Regions from separate parts of the Homo sapiens genome. Here region 1 is linked to region 2. Evidence: chromatin contacts called from ENCODE Hi-C or POLR2A ChIA-PET data. All regions are on one chromosome and are shown on one strand. The core of a region is the stretch at or near the end of the contact, and the rest is flanking DNA. Distances in the headings are between cores, read along the strand shown.

Region 1 (6,736 bases), core at 2,458-4,957, 190 kb before region 2:
GTAGAGGCACAATGGATTTTAACCAGTTTTCTGTTTTATAAATATTACCATGGCTCAAAACACCCATGAGGAGACACAACATTACTCGTGGTTCTCATCCTGTTTGCTAACTAATTATATCAACAACCTGAACCAACTTAACACTATACAAAAACACAGCTGATTTAGCAATCTGTAAATTATACATGTACATAAATCTGTACCAAAATGTGCTGTGTTTCACTCCTGCTAATGTGCATGGATTTTTACTGGCACCTACAATTGTTTGATATAGGTTCCCGAACACTAAAACATATGTTCTGCCCAGAATGGGACCATTTAGAGTAATATTTTTGTAGTTTCCTGGCACCAAGGTCTGCCAGCCTTTCTAAGACAGATCTCCTATTTGCTTCAGCAAACATTCTGACAACAAGTGCCTGCAGATTTAAGCAACTATCAAAAAATATTCTGTAACAACAGTTTCCAACCATGAATATAAAGAGAAACAGGCTGGTTTTGCCTATGTGGCAACAAAGCCAGTAGGATTTAAAATGATCACTGACATGACCATAAGCAAAATCAAATAAAATATGGAGTATTAATTATTTCTGCTGCCTACTTACGGCAATTTAAAGAACAGATAATTATCAAATCTTTCCTTAAATGGGATTCAAAATGTACCAAAGAAAGTTAAAAGTCGGTTTTAGTACCAGCAAGACCAGTAAACACCTTAGAAATGTTTTTTAAATACAGTGACAGGCCTAAACAGTCGCAGCCGGTCAACACTGTAAAATAGGGGCAAGAACCTTGGACCAAGATTCACTAGAATGTAATTTACTAATCACAAGGAGGGTTTCTTGTTTACCACTGTATCCTCAGTGTTCCATAAATACATTCAATAAATCTTTGTTGAATGAATAAACCAAAAACAACTGCTGGCTAGTCCCTGATCTGTCTCTAATTGCCTTTTCCTAATTCTGCCTCTTACGAATTGTAGGTAAATCACTTAACCTGAGGATTCTTAGGTGAGTTTTAGTTTAAGGATTTTAGTTCCTTAAACTCTAAAATGGAGAGACTGCACCTCCTCTACTAGCTTATGAGGATCAAAGGTGATACTCTGTGAAAAGTGACTTGGTACTTTATAATGGGGCACACAGATGTTAAGTGCCCATTATCCCCGCCTTTGCCTTCAGCTAAACCACTGACAAAGGTGAACAGACTGCATTTCCTTGAAATATAATTAGCCTTTCCTTTGCCCTATTATTCTGTTGAGATGTGGTAGTGTGGCTGTTAGCCAAGATGGATGTTGTTCTTGTTGTTATAACATTTTATTTAATCTCCACTGGGAAATTATGCTTCTTGAGAGAATATAATGGTAACATGAGGAAAGGGTTTTTGCATGGTGTACCATAAAGAATCTGACATTGGACTCAAATGGTTTGGGGCCTCATTAGTTCTGCCCTTAAATATTTGAGGAAAGCCTCTTGCATCAATTTCCTTATTTATACAATGATGGGGAAGGAGAGGCAGACTAGATAATATTTAAGGTCTGTCTCTTCCCACAGCTCTATGATATTCCGGGCATCAGATATTCAAATAACCCAAAATGAAGTCAGTACTATTATTCATTATCATATGAGAAGTTTTTAAAGGATGATAAAAATAGTTCCACAGACTAAGTCATAAAAGCTGGAGAAATTATAATGCTGAGAGAAGGATATATGATAGATGTCCTCTAAGGAATACCAGCCTCAGGCATTGTTTGCTCTGCCACTTTGAATAAGCCACTTAATATTCCTAGGACTCAGTTTTCTGATCTGTAAAAGAGGAACATTAATACTGCACAGGACCACTGGGAGAAAATATCTAATAAAATGATCATAAAATATTGCTATTCAAAGGTAAAATGCTATTTTAATACCGTAATGTCCAAAAAAGGGCTCATGGATTTTAGAATGAGACAATCAATATCTTTAAATAGACTTTTTCCACCACAGTAAAATAATATAATGCATGCAGATATTGTGATATTTCTAGGAGTTCACATTTTTTCTTCCATTTGTGTTCAGGAAATATTATAAAAGGGATCACCTTTTAAACATTGAGTCCCATATTTCAAGATGAGAACCATTTATTCTGAAATAATAATTTTAAAAATTCATCCAACTCTCCCAAGATGCTTCATTTTTTTTGATGCTATTCATTTGATTGGTTAATTGAAATCAACCTGCTGAAACTGGTGTTGAAATGACAATGCCCATCCTAAAAATATTCCCAGTGACTTATTCTATTCACATTCTATGATTACAGAGGGAAAGTGGCTCTAATAAGATCAACTAAAATAGACAGTATTCTGCCTTCACAGCTCCAAGATTCTTAAGGTTCCCTTAAAACCCAAGGCATCTTGTGACTTTTACATGTAAGTTTCTCTTCCTGCTCCCTCCACTCAAAAACATACACAGTATACATTAGGTACTGGGTTTCCCCTCTAACTTACAGGGCACTGCCTCTTTACTGAAAAATAGAATTGTCATTGATATTTATGAGAAAGTTGGTGTCACTGACAATGGGATAACCAAATTTGCAAGATTGTCTCCATACCCCTTAATAGTCCAATAAAAATAGCAATAATAGCACAGTAACTCTTATTTTATTTAAAAATAAATGAACAACTCCAGCTTTTTTATGGCAAAACAGTTCATTGTGGCTGTTCACATAGCAATTATCATCCCCTTGCATCCCCAGGTAATGACTGTGACCTTGACCTAAAAGCCACCTTAGTTTGAATAAGGAAGACCTTGAAAGGAAAGGTGACTGACCAGAAACACTCTTAAGAGGCACACAATAAAGAAATGATCATTTCTAAGAAAGTACTTAAATAATACGTGATTATTTGCTATGCTAGTTGATGTGTTTCATTATAAGATAAACTTAAATCACTGTTTAATTAAAGAGTGTTTATTAGTAGCATAAGTCACTTTTCATGCCCTTCCCCTGAATCCCTAACTAAATCCAAACAGAAGCTCATCATTTTACACAGAAGCTCCTTAGACTCTGAAATCGTGATATTTACACATTATTAAAACCCATTTCCTAAGTTAGCTCCTCATGTCTCCCTGGTAGAAGAATGTCATCTGTTTCTGGAAGGGGTGGGGTGGGGGCTCTAGGAGTCTGCAAAGAGCATCTTATGCTTGGCTATCTTTCAATATAGCCATTTGATGAACTCGTGCGCTGCGCCTTCCAACTGCCAGGACTCCTAGTCGCTCTGCAAGTGCTTAGTTGGGGTCTCTCCTCTGTTAAGTCCGAAAGGCGTTTGGAATTCTTCCTTTCCATCCCCGCTCCTAGGACTCTCGCCTCTCAAGGCTTCATGCTACCGTCGATCTTAATGCCACAAGGAAACAGATGAGTGCTGATTGTCAGTTTATTGGGTAATGGATCTATTTATAGGTTTGGTGAGATTGGGAATTTATAGGTGAGCAACACTTAAGGGTGGCATAAAACCGTTGTGGGTTTGGAAGAGGGGAAATATAACAGGTTTGTACCTGTGACCATTTAGTTCGCTCTGCACCTGTGCCCTCCACTTCCCACCTGACGCCAGGAAAACCATCTGCCCCTCACTTCGAAGGTGAGCCTTAACTTCACCTAGAAAGTGGTGGGTGGGTGAAGGGGTGGAATCAGGCCGCCGAGAGCACGTCCCGACACCTCGGACTTTTCAGTTGCAGGGATGGAAGGTGGAGGCAGCCGGATCCTCCCATTCTGAGGCAGCGGGGACCTGGAGTTGCCCGTCTCTACTGCTGGCTCTCCCTGGGGAGAGGCGGCGCCTCTGGGAGCAGCCCGGGAGCCCCAGAGCCTTCGCGGAAGGGTGGGCAGTGCCGATGGGGCGCGCGCTGCCGCTCCGGCTGCAGCCAGCTTTCCATCACTTTTCCCAGTACTTTGCTCAGCAGCTGTCACGCATCCTTGGAGATAAGACCGAGAGGGCGCTAGAAAGGCCCAAAAGGCGTCCCCAGAAGAGCTCTCCTGTTAGGATGGGGACCCATCAGACCCCGCCCCGCCCTGCCCACCTTTCTCTGCCTCGGGGAGGCTGCCCTGGGTGCCCGCGCCGCGGCTCCTTAGCAGAGCTCGCGGGTTCTGCTGCATCTGCTGGCTCCGAGCGGCGAGAGGTTCTGCAATAAAGGCACGGATAAAACGCCCGGGTAATCGAAATCCGAATGCACCTCTTACCATTGGACCGCCGAACAATATTCTCCAGAAACGTGTTTTGAGGGGCCACTAGTCCCCTCCTGCCCCCAGCCATGGTCATCCTCCCAGCAGCTCGGGGTCCGGCGGGCGTCCTGGCGCGGCTTCTTACGACAGCAGGAAACTGGCCTCGGGGCCCGCACGCAGTCCCGGCTCGAAGCGCCCCATGCGCCCGGCGGGGATCCGCAGGCAGGGCTGGCGGCTCCCTCTGGCTGCTACCCTCGCGCCCTCTTCGCGCCTCCCTCCCTGCGGCCCGCCTCGCAGTGCACTCGCGCCGGCCTCGGCTAGCGGCAGCCGCCTCCGGGTGGGCGGAGGGAGCAGCGGCGCCTGGGCCGGCGGCGCCCCCTACCGGGCTCGTGCCCCACCGCCGGCCTGCGGGAGACCAAGCTGGGGGGCTCCCGCAGAGGCAGGGAAGTGGCGGGCGGCCGTGGACCAAGGCTGGGACGGCAGCGCCACCCTCTGGGTTCAGCCGGGAAATGTGTTCAGGATGTGCCATGGGCTGGGTGGAGAGGAGGGCATTGTGAGCAGCTTTCAGGGCGGATTCACCCCCAACAAGTCTTAGGGGAGCGTGCTGATGTAACTCTCTTCCTTTGCTCTGTTTCAGGCCGGGGCCCCCGGGACCTGTGAGGCTCTGGGAACACCTTCTTGCCTTCCTGTAAGGTTAGCCTGACTAGTGAAAGTTGCCCCACCTTGATTCTAGGCCAGTGTTTGAGCAGTAATTAATGAAGTCGTATTGCAATAGTGCAGATTTAGAGTGACTGGCAGATTCAGCTTCAGAAGAGTTGTCTTGGGTTGTTTTTACCGTAGACACAAATGCAGGCTCCTGATGTTTGGTATGATCAGTATCAAACTGCCTGACAAACATCAAAGGGGTGGACTTGTCTCTAAGGGCGAATGCTCAGGAGAGGGGCAGCATTAATTAAGCAACCGTGGCTTTGGCTTGAAGGGTAGTCTGTAGTGCAGAGGATACAGTTAGTTTTTACAGCTGACCCCTGGTATACGGAAGAACCACATACACCCAAGGTTTCTGGACAGGGGCTAAGACAACGGTCGTTTGTTCACTTATTTTGGGGGATTTCGACCCACACATAGTCTGTACCTGCCTTTTTACTATGTATCCCCAGTCGGTGCGGTGGGAGACTAAGCCTATGTCCCACAGGAGAAATGAATGGAGAGTTTACTAGTTTCAGACTGAGTCAACAGTCAACACAAAAATGTAAGAGAAAAAAAAACTAACCCTGAAAATTAATTGTCTGGGTTAGCCATCCTGACATATCCTAATGTATTGCAAAGACATCCTGTCTCAGTTAATTAATTTCAAAAACAGAAGAACTAATTCTTGCCCAGAAATCTCTCAGAGTTGCTGTGAAGATCAAGCAAGAATTATGTATGGGGACAGCACCTTAAATTGTAAAGTGCTGTGCCAAGGTCAGACGTCATTATTGGAGTGACTAAATAAATTGGGCCATTACGAATATCACCCTTTATCTCGTCTTGTGTAGAGACAAAGTAAACAGATTGCTGTTAGCAGAGAGTTGGATAAGACTGTCATAGGATTTGAAATGCAAGTAATGATACACTTTTTCCTTAAGATAGCCTTCTACCCATCGCCTGTTACCTAGTCTAGAACAGTGATTTCTTAAACCCTAGCTCCGTCTAGTGGTTCTTTGTTCTATTACAAATGAGATAACACTGGTTGAAGAGAACTTGATTCTGAAATGTATTTGGTGCTGAGCTGAGCCAGTTTGGTGCCTATCCACTTCATTTGAATAAGTTCATTTAAATAAGGTTTTTAAAGTTGTGTTATCGCACAAACATGCCAAGGGAAGATTTTTCATGACAATATTAAAAACCCATCAAGAAACCTCATAATCCTGCTTGTGAAAGGAAGATAAAGAAAATAATGTGGAGGGGAAAACTATCATAGAGAGTTAATAAAATTTCTAAGGTTTTAATGAGCTCTCATGTTCTGTGGCTTAGATAAAAAAGGAAACAGATGATATTAGTTTGAGATCAGAGATGTTAAAGCCTTGGTGGGCAACCTGATGAGAAAAAGAAATAAGATGTCTTCCATTTTAAATGTACTACTGAAATGGATCTCAACATGGACTCTGTGTGTGTGTGTATGTGTGTGTGTATTGGCACCTTTTTGAATACTACAATTTTTGGTGGCACACTTGAAGAAATTAAAAGACCTAAAACAAAATAGTGCTACTACAAAGTGGTTCTTTTTTTTAAAGTTTTAAACCTCCAGATTGTGTGCCATAACACGATCACATTATTTTACGTCTTTTTGCTTAAATAAGACTGGATGCTTATAAAAGCACTGTTATACTGTGTTATGGCACTTTAAGTACTTGCTTAGAAATGATCATTTCTTCATTGTGTGCTTCTTAAGAGTGTTTCTGGTCAGTTACCTTTCCTTTCAAGGTCTTCCTTATTCAAACTAACTAAGGTGGCTTTTAGGTCAAGATCACAGTCATTACCTGGGGATGCAAGAGGAAGATAATTACTACGTGAA
Region 2 (6,691 bases), core at 3,747-6,246:
TGCGTTCAAGCGATAATCCTGCCTCAGCCACCAGAGTAGCTGAGATTACGGGTGCCTGCCACCACACCCAGCTACTTTTTTGTATTTTTAGTAGAGACAGGGTTTCACCATGTTGGCCAGGCTGGTCTTGAACTCCTGACCTTGTGATCCACCTGCCTCAACCTCCCAAAGTGCTGGAATTACAGGCGTGAGCCACAGCGCCTGGCCTTATTCATATTAATTTTCAAAAAATGCAAAGTTATAGCGACAAAGGAGATCTCTTGCCTGAGGCCAGGGCTGGGGGTGTGGATTGACTGCAAATGGACACGGGGAGATGGATTTGTTCTAAAATTTCATTGTGGTTATGGCTGCACATCTGTATACATTTACTAAAATTCATCAATTGGGTGAATCTTATGTTATTAAAAGTACATCAGTAAAGTTGTTTAAACAAGGAAGAAGAAGTATGGAACTGGAAGGGCTGTACAAAACCTGTATCACAATGAGAGGCCCTCATTTGTGCCAACAGAAAGTAGCATGGGATTTCAGAGGATAGAAGTGGCAAGGTCATGGAATACTGAGGTGTGATTAGAGTCAAAGACCCTTGAACTTTGTGTTTTTTCCTAGGATGGGCCCTTCCTGAGCTTATGCCTTTCTTTCTAATGCTTCTGTCCTGTTTTCTGTGAAATGGAAGATGTGACTAACCAGGGTTCCAAGATCATTGCTTGAAATCTCAGCATATAGAGTAAGCACCATTCTCAAAAATAAATACCAAATAAATGGTCTTCCTTGTTACCAACCTATTAAAAAATCCAAGACCAAACTGTGCCAATCAAACCTATTATCTTACTTCATGATTCCTAAGGCTAAACAATAACTTTTAAATCTATATTGTAATGGCTTCTGGTGATTATGCAGAATTAATATGTTAAAATGTTTTCCTAGCAGTGATAGGAATTGCATGTGTGAATCTTATTAAAGAAACTGTCAAAGAGGACAGAATTCATACTTAGCCAGGTGTACAATGAAGACAGGAGGTCTAATGTAAAAACAATAAAAATCTCATTTCTCCAGCCAAGGCTGACCATCAGACAATTAAACCATGAACAGGAATAAAGAAGGGTGTGTTTATGTATCAAGCAGGGGATCCCCTGGAATAAATACATAATATATGGCCATAGGAACAGTACAGGTCTGCTTTTTTCAACTGGTGCTGACCCTATAACACAGTAAATAACAATAGAGTAAAACAAGGTAGAACAAAAGAAACATGGTTTTTTCTTAAGCTCCTAAGTTAAAGGTGCAGCTGCTGAATGCACATACACAGGTTCTTTTGCAAAGGGAGGCTTAAAAAAATTTACATCGGTCCCTGCCCCATCCCAGTACTCCCCGCCTCTCTTCTTGTGGTGGTCAGCACACTGACAGGCAGAGCTGAGCTAAAGGTTATTTGATGGAAGCAGAGGGATCAGTCATTCATATATTGTCTCAATACAACACCTACTTAGTGAGCAAGCTGAGTATTCTCTGTGCACAAGACCCTGAGATCTGCATTTTGCCTGGAAGTGGTTTGCTGCTACAGTATATCACATTTTCCATGTGTGGTTCTGTTTACAGACAAAGACTTTCCATTGTAACTTGCAATGGAGTCAAAGTCGCAATCTATGGCCCAAGGAGAGGATTTTCCCTCCTTATCTGATCTCACTGATCTCTAGGTGATGGGAAGTATGAACTTTTGCCCTGCAAGCTAACTCACTACATTGATCAGTCTCGTCACAGAGGAGCAGCCTGAGGAAGATAATGCATCCATCTACTATTCCAGTAGGCGGCGTCCTCACCTCTCCATCAGCACCATCTTTACATTGGCAGCCAGGGCTGCAGTCTCTCACCCTAATTTATACAGCAAATTAAACAGCTGAAATCCATGTCTTCGGGCGTCTGGGGCAATCTTACGGTGTCTAGAAGCAACAGATAAAAGGGTTAGTGCTTTTCTTCTGCATAAAACTGTAGTGTATAGTTCAGCCCTGGTCTTATTTTGTAGCTGAATTTAGTTTGAAGGTTGGATTCTCTTCAATGTTAGATATAATGTTGAACTTAATGCTGAATATTTTCAAAACACTAAAAGTACTAAAATTTGTCTTTAAGTTGTTTTGTTTGAATTCACATCAGTCATTTATTTGAGGGGTAGGGTATAGTGGCTAGGAGTACCAGAACCAGACTTCCCAGAATTCAAATTCTGCCTCTCTCAAACTAAGAATTTTGTGATTCTGGGCAAATTGCTCAATAGATAAGATTTTCCATCTATAAAATGGAGTTGATTATTAAATGAGTTAATATAAAAAACACTGAGCACAGTACCTGGTATATAAAACGTAATAGGCCGGGCACAGAGGCTCATGCCTATAATCCCAGCACTTTGGTAGGCCGAGGTGGGTGGATCACTTGGGATCAGGAATCTGAGACCAGCCTGGCCAACATGGCGAAATTCCATCTCTACTAAAAATACAAAAATTAGCTAGGTGTGGTGGTGCACGCCTATAGTCCCAGCTACTCGGGAGGCTGAGGTGGGAGAATTGTTTAAACCCAGGACGTGGAGGTTGCAGTGAGCCAAGATCACGCCACTGCACTCTATCCTGGGTGACAGAGCGAGATTCCATCTAAAAAAAAAAAAAAGAAACCTTAATAAACGTTAGTTATCACTTGAAGGTATTTAATGTTTTTTTATATGTGCATTTATGTACATACAGGATTCAAATTCCGCTTTATGATCAACAGGGAATTGGGACTATGTTACTGACTTCTGACTAATACCCGTCTAAAATTCCTTTACCCTTTCCACTTAGACGCAGCCCTCGAGTTATGCGGCCCCCATTTCCCACCACAATAAAGATCCACCTCTCTATCCCAGGTTTTATTCCATCATATTTAAGGCTTGGATGTAATTTTTGGAACAATTGACTGCTTTATTTAGTTGGTGGGGAGAGGAGTAGGAGAGAGAAGCAAATTACAGTCAATGACAGGACCAGGGATTCTGAGCATACCTGCATGTATGCATACTAGACACTGATGTTCCAGCCAGTGAAAGGAGATATAACTTCTAAAAAACAGTATCAACTTTATTATGCTTGGAAGTAATGAGAAGAGAGGCAAGAAGCAGGCAATGGTAAGAGAAAGCGGGTGGGACGTAGTGGCTTGCACATTTAATCCCAGCACTTTGGGAGGTCGAGGTGGGAGGATCGCTTAAACCCAGGAGTTTGAGACCAGCCTGGGCAACATAGTAAGTCTCCATCTCTTCAAAAAAAAAAAAAAAAAAAAAGGAGCTGGGGGAGGTGGGCGTAGTGGTGTGTGCCTGTAGTCCCAGCTACTCTGGGGGCTGAAGCGGCAGAATTACTTGAGCCCAGGAGATCCAGCCTGCAGTGAGCTGTGATCATGCCCCTGCACTCCAGCCTGGGTGACAGAGTGAGAACCTCTCTCAAAAAATACACACCCACAAAAAGAGAGGGAAAGTATAGTGTATGGCAGAACAGGAAGGAGAACTTGGGTTCACTAAGCACCTACTCTGTGTTAGGCGTACAGGAGTGCCATCTCATTTAATTCTCATGAGAAGATTATGAGACAGATCTACAGTCCCAAAGCAACACCCACCAGTGCCTCTCCCCCACGGAGCGGTTCATCTAACTCACCAACCAAAAAAGGTTTGGATCTGGATTTCTGGCTCTTTGGAGAAATAAGAGATCAGGTAACAATAGGCTGGCACTGGGTGGTGGCTGCTCCACTAGATCCTCCACCTGCTCTTTAGTGCACCAGCGCCTCCCTCCTTTCTCCATGACCACAACCTCTGCCTCCCTCCTGTATGTTTCCTGCCGAGCTCCTGTGCACATCTGAGTTTTTGACTCCCAAGGTGTGTATTATTCTCCCCTTTTATTGACGAGGACGGTAACTGAAACTCAGAGCAGTTAAGTACTTTTCCCACGGTGGCCTAACTGAAAGTAAAGGATCTAGATAGAATTGGAATTTTGGTCCATTTCATTTATATAGAATGTATTGCCCTTGGAGAGAATATATTGTAAGAAAGAGCCCGTATCTAAGAGTGCGCAGGCCAAGCGCGGTGGCTCACGCCTGTTGGGAGGGCAAGGCAGGCGGATCACAAGGTCAAGAGATGAGACCAGCCTGACCAACATGGTGAAACCCCGTCTCTACTAAAAGTACAAAAATTAGCCCGGCGTGGTGGCACATGCTTGTAATCCCAGCTACTCGGGAGGCTGAGGCAGGAGAATTGCTTGAACCTGGGAGGCCAGGGTTGCAGTGAGCCGAGATCGCGTCACCGCACTCCAGCCTGGCGTGAGAGCGAGACTCCGTCTCAAAAAATAAAATAAAATAAAAAATACGTATAGAGAGAGAGAGAGGGAGAGAGACAGGCAGACAGCAGACCTGGATTCAAGTTCCAGCTGCAGAGCTTGCTGAGCGTGTCTAACCTTGGGTACGTCACTCCACGTTGCTGCTCTGGCCCTCAGACAGCTCATCTGTAAAATGGGGATGACCAGGCCTACTTCACCAGCTTGTTTTGAGGACCACAGGAGATGTTTGGGAAGCCAACCGGGGAGCTCTACAACTCTCAGAGATTGCTGGTGTTAGGCCAACAGCAAGAGGAGGGCTGGCAAATTTGTGCTACCCTGAAGGAAAGTCCAGGAAGGACTGATTTGAGCCAGATCTCAAGCAAGGCCTTGAGCAAATGGGTCAACACAGGAGAGGACGGGCTGAGCCTTGTTGTGCCTGACGGAAGAGCAAGACGGCCACAATTCAGACGCACGTGAGGGAAATCAGATGACTGGACTTGTAGATACTAACGGTTCTGAAGCGGGTAGGTTAGCTTTCCAACCGCCTGGATGACGGTCTCAGCCTCCTCCCGACCCCTTCCTGCGCGTCCGCTCTTCCCCTGCGCCCGCCCGCGCCCCTCCGCCCGCGCCCCGGCCCCGCCCCAGGCCTCGCCTCCGCTTCGCCGCCGCCGCCGGCCGCAGCCAGGAGCAGCAGCCGCGCCTGCAGACCGGCCTCGCGGAGCCCGCGCGCCGAGCCCCACGTGAGTCCGGCGGGTCGCCGCCCTGGGCACCCTCGCGACGGAAGGGCCGGGGTGGGGACACCGACGAGCGCTTTTCATCTCGTCCCAGTTACTTTGAAACCGAAAGCGCCTGCTGGCGTCCGGCCGGTCCCCGACCGGCGGGGAGGGCGCGAGGCGGCGGCTGGGCCGGGGGAGGCGGAGGGGCCCGGGCTTGCGGGAGACCGGCGGGGCAGGTGACCGCCGACGGCCCGGGGACAGCGGGAGCGGTGCGGAGCGGGTTTCTTAGCCGGGGAGAGGTGTGGCGAGGGCGGAGACTGGGGGTCCAAAGCTGGGGAGCTGGTCCAGAGGGCGGCTGTGGACCGGAGGGGCCAGGTTCCGTCGGGGTGCACTGGCGGGGAGGACTTTCAGGCACGTCCCGCACATCCGCACTGCAAACCAGGCCCTGGCCCCCTTCCGCACCCGAAGGCACCCTCTCCACCTTTGCAGGGCTTTCCAATCAAAGCAACTCCAGAATGAAACTTCAGGATTGCAAGGAATGGAAGCCTCTACCAGCTGTTCGTTTGCGCGTCTTCCTTTAGAAAGCAGCTACCCCCCTCCCCCAGAAGGCGAGCTCTAAGGAACCTTGACGCAAACCAAAGCTCCGAGAGGTGGAAGGAGTTGCCCAGAGGCACCCAGAGAATTCGCAGATTCTGAGTTCTCCGTACCAGATGGTCTCCACTTTGTTCCTGTTCTGCAGGGTCTTGGTGGTTCTGAGAATTTTCGGGGCCACGCTCTTGCTGCGGGTCCCACTGGGCCACTCTGGCTGGCCGACTTTCTCTGCTCATTCGGCCTCCTTCTGCTAAGTTTCCATATTTGGGTATTTCAGATTTACTTTCATGAGAACTCAGTTATCTCGCTGTGGCAGGCAGAGCTGCCTCAGGCGAGCATTGAGGTTGGTGAAACCAGGCGAGGCTCCCTGCCAGGGCTGCCCCTGCAGCCCCCACCCTCCATAGCCTTGGGCTCTGACCCACCTCCTGTGAGGATAGGCATCTGGTAACCAGTTTAATTCTGTAAATATTTATTGGGCAGGTGCTGTGTGAGAACTGGGCTGGGGCCAGTGGAATATGGTTATTTCCTCCAGAGATACTTGCATTTTAAAAGGGCTCTGGAAGACCTGAGATGCAAAGAAATTAGTTGAACCATTTCTGGAAATAGAACAGTTTTGGGTGTGTGCGAGATAATTTTAGGCAGCAAAAGGCTGGGCTAGGAACTCTCAAATCCCAGTGCAGCTGCTCTGCCTTATGTACTCACAAAGCTGAAAACAGGGGTGTTAATGTAATTGATGGTTTGGGTGGAAACACTTCCATCCCTAACTCTAATTTGAACTAGAAAGACAGAAATTGCTGCAGGAACGATGGATGTAAGATGGAAGTGGAAAACGCCTAGCTTCTGTAAAGGTTTTTGATTTTGTTACAGTTACTGTTTTTGTTGTAACTCTATGGAATGGATCACCTCTCAGATCCCTGGCTCCTGGACAGAGGCAGGAGAAAGTGTCTGAGCCAGCATCTGGAACATGGGAAGTGATGGAGAAGGCGACTTCTCCCACGGCCTCTGGGCTGAGAGGCCTGTTGTGACGGGCAGGGTAGGATGGTGGTATTTCCCTCTGTCAGCAGCAAGCCC

Evidence for each region. Hi-C counts contacts between places; a loop is a spot of excess contacts on that map. ChIA-PET counts read pairs that join two places held with the same protein, here RNA polymerase II (POLR2A). Pooled maps may share reads with other maps.
Region 1: a loop to region 2 is called in a pooled map, with 2.6 times the contacts of the local background. The contact joins the promoter of KCNH1-IT1 here to the promoter of TRAF5 in region 2. A Hi-C loop is called at or near these places in 7 of 50 pooled maps. POLR2A ChIA-PET finds 5 or more read pairs at or near these places in 2 of 52 experiments (MCF 10A and RWPE1).

Annotation. Positions count from the first base shown.
Region 1 is chr1:211,129,667-211,136,402 of GRCh38, forward strand. It overlaps KCNH1-IT1 (KCNH1 intronic transcript 1), which reads right to left and starts at 3,708. Exons shown (of 2, transcript NR_046784.1): 1 at 3,522-3,708; 2 at 2,613-3,360. It overlaps KCNH1 (potassium voltage-gated channel subfamily H member 1), which reads right to left and starts at 4,482. Exons shown (of 11, transcript NM_172362.3): 1 at 4,201-4,482. The coding sequence starts at 4,279. RefSeq lists silencers at 2,272-2,472, 3,699-3,889, 4,384-4,663.
Region 2 is chr1:211,321,837-211,328,527 of GRCh38, forward strand. TRAF5 (TNF receptor associated factor 5) reads left to right here and starts at 4,997. Exons shown (of 11, transcript NM_001033910.3): 1 at 4,997-5,053. RefSeq lists enhancers at 3,701-4,202, 4,472-4,861 and a silencer at 4,922-5,291.